2 separate regions of the Mus musculus genome follow, and region 1 is linked to region 2. Evidence: chromatin contacts called from ENCODE Hi-C or POLR2A ChIA-PET data. All regions are on one chromosome and are shown on one strand. Each heading gives the region's core, a stretch centred on a gene start or an enhancer-like site at or near the end of the contact. The rest is flanking DNA. Distances are from core to core; before and after follow the strand shown. Region 1 has its middle 15 kb from the start of Pigt. Region 2 overlaps Matn4 (matrilin 4).

The links. A loop is a pair of places that touch in the nucleus more often than their neighbours do. ChIA-PET counts read pairs that join two places held with the same protein, here RNA polymerase II (POLR2A).
Region 1: POLR2A ChIA-PET joins it to region 2 with 17 read pairs in embryonic stem cell. The contact joins two enhancer-like sites. A Hi-C loop is called at or near these places in 4 of 37 maps with a recorded cell type or tissue (CH12.LX, gastrocnemius and mouse embryonic stem cell). POLR2A ChIA-PET finds 5 or more read pairs at or near these places in 4 of 5 experiments (Patski and embryonic stem cell).

The regions. Positions count from the first base shown.
Region 1 is chr2:164,511,253-164,513,952 of GRCm38, reverse strand. No RefSeq gene overlaps it. Among named protein-coding and RNA genes, the nearest start is that of Pigt, 15 kb to the right of the region's middle. Within about 2 kb of position 1,297, at least 1 of the 3 ENCODE cell types and tissues checked has a DNase peak (open chromatin) inside an H3K27ac peak, as active enhancers do.
Region 2 is chr2:164,388,446-164,391,145 of GRCm38, reverse strand. It overlaps Matn4 (matrilin 4), which reads left to right. Exons shown (of 11, transcript NM_013592.4): 10 at 1,246-1,353; 11 at 1,432-1,753. The coding sequence ends at 1,490. Among named protein-coding and RNA genes, the nearest start is that of Rbpjl, 13 kb to the left of the region's middle. Within about 2 kb of position 1,410, at least 1 of the 3 ENCODE cell types and tissues checked has a DNase peak (open chromatin) inside an H3K27ac peak, as active enhancers do.

The sequences.
Region 1 (2,700 bases), core at 48-2,547, 120 kb before region 2:
AGGGCCATCAAATCTGTCTCATCCCACCCCCTACCCACAAACCCTCACTGCCCTCAGAAAGATGATGAAGACAGAGAAGCAAATTTCCCTCCTAGGAGAGGTGGGCGGGAGGGGTGTCTCCTAGGAGCCAGGATGAACTGCGCTCTGCTCTGGAGAGTCTGCACTCTCCCCAGAGCCTGAACTACTGTTTTTTCACCTGCCGTTCCATTCCAAGCTCCTGAATGCTCTTCCTGCCTAGCAGGAAACACGTGTGAGAAGAGCCTGCAGAGGGAGTGGAAGAAGGTCGGGGAGTCTCCATGAGCTTGGGTGGGACTCCACTCCTCCGCCCACAGTTGGCATAATGTCCTCAGGGCTCATCCGTGAGTCAGCTTCCTTTCTTTCTAAGGTTGGACAAGGGCCATTGTTACATTCTTTGACAATGAATGTGGGTTTGCCCTGACCGGGCATGGGGATCCCTCCCTTTCCCAATCACCGCTTCTGGTCCTGCACCTGGTCTAGCCATTTGCTCTTGCTGCTTGGGAAACAGCTACATCAGATCAAACGGAAGCCAGAACTGGGGACTCCATGCTGTCATTTCCATGACACTCTTGTCTTTGGGGATGACACTGGTGTCTGGGGCTACTCCTCAATGTTACACATTATACATGCCCTGGTATCCTCTTGGATTTGCCAAAGACCACACTGGATCCTGTGAAATCACACCAGGAAGAGCACTGGCCTAGGCTCCAAGGGGAGTGAAGAGAGGATGGAACCCTACTGTGGATCTAGCCCAAGCTGAGATGCTTGACTCAAATAGACAGGAGCCCCATCTACCCGTTTGCTGTCACCCCTTTGGAGGCCTTTCCCATGTGTGACCTCACAGGCATCTTGCTTAATCTTTTTCATAATGTGTTTACTATCTGCCTCCTTCGCTGAGTGTGGAGGTTCCCTTCGTGGTTCATGGCTAGGTCCCCAGTGCCTAGAACATTGCTTAGCATACAGCCAATACTAGATAAATATTTGTTGACTGAGTAGAATGGATAGAAAAAAAGAAATCCAGAAAGACCAGTGGGTGAGTGAACTAGTTATTGCATGACTGTAGAAGCCCGTTTGAAGATATGACCACTGAAGGTACGGAAAGGGACAGCGAAGGCTTCATGGAGGAGGAGGTACCAGAGGCAGGAGCACAGACCAAGCGGACTCTGGAAACTATGAGATAAGCTAAGCAAGGGTGGCTCCACCTTTCCTCTGTCTCCCAGCCTTTCCTGCCCAGGCAGAGGCCCTGCCTCAATCCAGACCTCTGTGCCTCCTGTTCGGTTCTGCTGTGGGTGGAAGGGGTTTTTTCCATGGCCGATCCCTTCAGACTCTGGTTATACAGGACCTGCACTGCCGCCGCACCCCCCCCCCCCCCCCCCCCCCCGTGAGCCTCCTTCCCTGAGAACACCCAGCAGGGGCAGCTGTTGCCAGCTTTGTGCCTCTCAAATTAGTTCCCTCTCCCTCTCCTTCTGACCTCGCTAGAACATTCTCATTTACTGGCTTAGCATAGGCATTTCCTTCTTTTCTACCTAGGGTAGTGGCTCACTCTCCTGTTGAAGGGGCTGCGGTGGTATGAGCACGGGTTACAAATCAGGCTGTCTGAGCTCTAATCCCTGCCCCATTTCTCACAGACTAAGGATCCTTAAGCCCTTAGGGTCATCTGTAAACAAACATAATACCTCATAGGATTGTTATGAGAAGAGAGTTACTTGTAAGGAGCTTAGTCCAGTACGTGGTCAGCCTCTGTTCAACAAGAGGCCAGTGCTTGGTGACTGTCCCTGCCTGGCAGCTTACCTGCTCCAAGACAGAACACAGCGTGTAACATAGAATTCCCTAGGGTGGTTGTTGTTGTTGTTGTTCTTCTTCTTCTTCTTTCTTCTTTCTTCTTTCTTCTTTCTTCTTTCTTCTTTTTCTTTCTTCTTTCTTCTTTCTTCTTTCTTCTTCTTCTTCTTCTTCTTCTCCTCCTCCTCCTCCTCCTCCTCCTCCTCCTCCTCCTCCTCCTCTTCCTCCTCTTCTTCTTCTTCTTCTTTTTTTTTTTTTTTTTTTTTTTTAAAGATTTATTTTATTTATATGAGTACACTGTAGCTGTCTTCAGACACACCAGAAGAGGGCATCAGATCTCATTACAGATGGTTGTGAGCCACCACGTGGTTGCTGGGAATTGAACTCAGGACCTTTGGAAAAGCAGTCAGTGCTCTTACCCGATGAGCCATCTCTCCAGCCCTTCTTCTTCTTCTAAATTAATACTCGTAGATTCTTAGTGCTTGGGGGTGGGGGTGGGGTTGATGAACAGAAGCAAAGACAGAGCTCTCTGACTCCTATAGTCCACAAGGAACCCACTATAGTGTCCTGCACTATCCTGGCAGGCATGTGAAAGATGCTGACGTCTGTCTAATGAAGAGGATGGAGGCAGGTTACAAGGTAAACAGAAACTGTGAAGAGCTACTCCCTGTCTTCAGGGCCTCATCCTCCCTAGTCCTTCCCTGAGAGTTCTCGGGACAGAAGCCTTCCTTTCTTCCTCCCACCTACCCCATCTTCTAGCCTGGCTCACCATGCCCAAGTGCCTGACTGGGCACCCCTAGCCCTTTCCCCAGATACCACTGCCTTGTGCTACACTGTTGGAGAAGACCATGGTCAGGTGCACACCAGCTTAGAGAGTTTAGAGGAAATGCTCTGTCCCCAAGT
Region 2 (2,700 bases), core at 161-2,660:
TGTTCTCTGATGTTGACATGAATGCTGTGGTCTGCCCTCACACATGTATCATACACATACATAATAAAACATTAAAATAGAAAATGGCGTGGACCAGCAGTGATGCTATCTCCGTAATATTCCCCACCATTTTCTGTACTGTTAAGGAAACATAGACAACCAAGTTTATCTCTACTCTACTCTTAGATGTTGAAGTGTGTGTGTGGAGATAAACTTGGATCCATAATTTTTTGTTTTTGCGTTTGAGACGGGGTTTCTCTGTGTAGCTTTGGCTGTCCTCCTGGAACTCACTCTGTAGATCAGACTGGCCTCAAACTCACAGAGATCCTTCCTTCTGCCTATGCCTCTTGAGCGCTGGGACCAAAGGCATGTACCACCACGCCTGACTTGGACCTATAATTTAAACATTAATTTCATCAGAATCAGTGGAATCGCATATTGTTGCACTTCATCCTGACTCACTAGGTCTGGGATAGGGTTTGATAATTTGCCATTATGACATATTCCTAGGTTATGCTAATACTGCTTGTCCACGGAATGCTGGTTTACTAGAAATACACAGTACAGGGTTGACTTGTGCCTGGCATTGCTCTAGATATTGTGCCAGTACGGTATTCAGTCGCTACGTGTGTATGATGAATTACAATTGGTCACAATAACACAGAATAAAAACTGAGTTCTTCAGTTGTACCCGCCACATTTCAAGTGTCTTAAGCTCCAGGTGGCTTTTGGGTATTGAATCGGCCAGGACAGACAGATAGAGAACATGTCCATTGTTTGTCGTGGTCTCATTTGGACCAGCTCATCCATCTAGACTTTTTCTAATCAAAGTGAAACCCATGGACTTCAGAATTAATGTGTTTCAGGAGCTTAGTGAAAGTGCAGATTTTTACTCTGAGTCGAAATCTGGATTCTAGCAAGCTCTGTGGTAATCCCAGCAAGCATAAGGGTTGGAGAATTTCTCTTGCAAGTGGGTCCACATACGCAAATCGTCTAATCTCATAACCACTAGTGGGTAGCTTCTTTCATTATATCCATTTTACGGATGCGGGGGAATTGAGACTTGAGGGGTTGAGTTTCCCCCAGGACTTCTGTGCTATTTGGCTGGGACTCAGGCTAGGTCTAAATCCAAAGCCTGCATGTACACCATCGACTCGGTAGAGGTGTATCAGAAGGTCGAAGCCACAGCCTGGTGGGCTCCCTTTTGGTTCCTCATTCCTTTGACTCTTGGCTCTCTCCTTGCAGAGGAGGGCATTGGCGCGGGGACAGAGCTTCGGAGTCCCTGCGAATGCGAAAGCCTCGTGGAGTTCCAGGGCCGCACGCTGGGGGCGCTCGAGAGCCTGACGCAGAACCATATCCTTTGGGGCTGGAGGTGCGGGTTGCAGGGCGGGTGAAGGGATCTCTGAGACCACATCTTCCTTAACCGCTCACTGGCTCGGCTGACAGAGCGCCTGGAGGAGCTGGAGAACCAGCTGGCTAGCCGAAAGTGAGGGTCGCACGCTGTCTGAGCAGCCACGCGAGACCGAGGCCGAGCCCCGCAGCCTGGACCGTCCAGGAGGGGGCGCTGGCGGGCCCCACGCGCTGCCTTCGAGCTGGCCTCACCTGGACCAGGAGCCAGATTTAGGGGATGGGGATGAGGGGATGGGGAGGTGCTGGTGGGGAAGGACTGCTACACTCGCCGCGAGCTTTGTTGGATTTCTTTTTTTGTTTTCCTTTTCTAAAAAAAAAAAAAAAAAATTTGGTTTTCACGGGGTCGGTTTGTGGCTATTGCTATGCTGGCAGAGGGAGGGGAGTTCAGACGAGCGTGCTCATAGGCGCCCGGGTGGCGTCCTCTTGGAGAAAGGCGCATTGTGCAGTACTGGGGCTGGGGGGCAGGGGGCCGCTGCTTCCCGTCTCTTGTTTATTCAGCCCCAGAACAGATGGCCCGTTATGTAGGACGTGGGGAGGGAGGGGATGCCCCGAGAACCTTTGGGTCCGAGGAAGTCTGAGTCCCCCATCTTCTAGCACGTCGTTTTCTTGCTGTTCCTGTCTTCTGGAGCCAAAAAATGTGGCTCAAAGGCCGCTTGGGACCTGGCTGGGGATGTGAGAAACTCTGTTGAGCCCCTGACCAGAAAGAGTGGGGGATGCGGGATGTGCTCCACCTGGATTGTATCATCTGCCTCTGACACTTGGTGGCATCCCTGAGCCTGTGGCTCTCTTCTGCCACTCCTTCAAGAAGCAAAGCTGAGCTGCATGCACACAACCCTCTCTACCAGCAAGGAACACGAACTTCCCGGGTACACATGGCAAACTAAAGCTTAAAATACGTTGGGTTCCAGAATGGGCGTCAGGTAAATTCCCCCGGGTTTGTTTTGCCATTGTTAAAGCTGAGACAAGGGTTAACTGGTACAAGCAGGACTGTGGCTAGAGGAATGTATGCTAAGGTACCTGACTTTGTGCCCGACATGTATTTTAGGTCCTTTGTTAATGATAGTTAGCAATTATTCTTATAGAAATATGTCTTGGACCTGGTTTGAAGCGATTTCCTAATATTGCCATTGTATCCGTTTTTTATCCAGACAACCTCGTGAGATAATTAGGATCTTAGAAGGCAAGATGGCTCAGCTGGCAAGCACATTTACACATTAAGATTTACAATCTGCTTTCAAACATCAGGGTCCTCATGGTAAAAGAGAGAACTCCTCCTGTAGGATGCTCTCT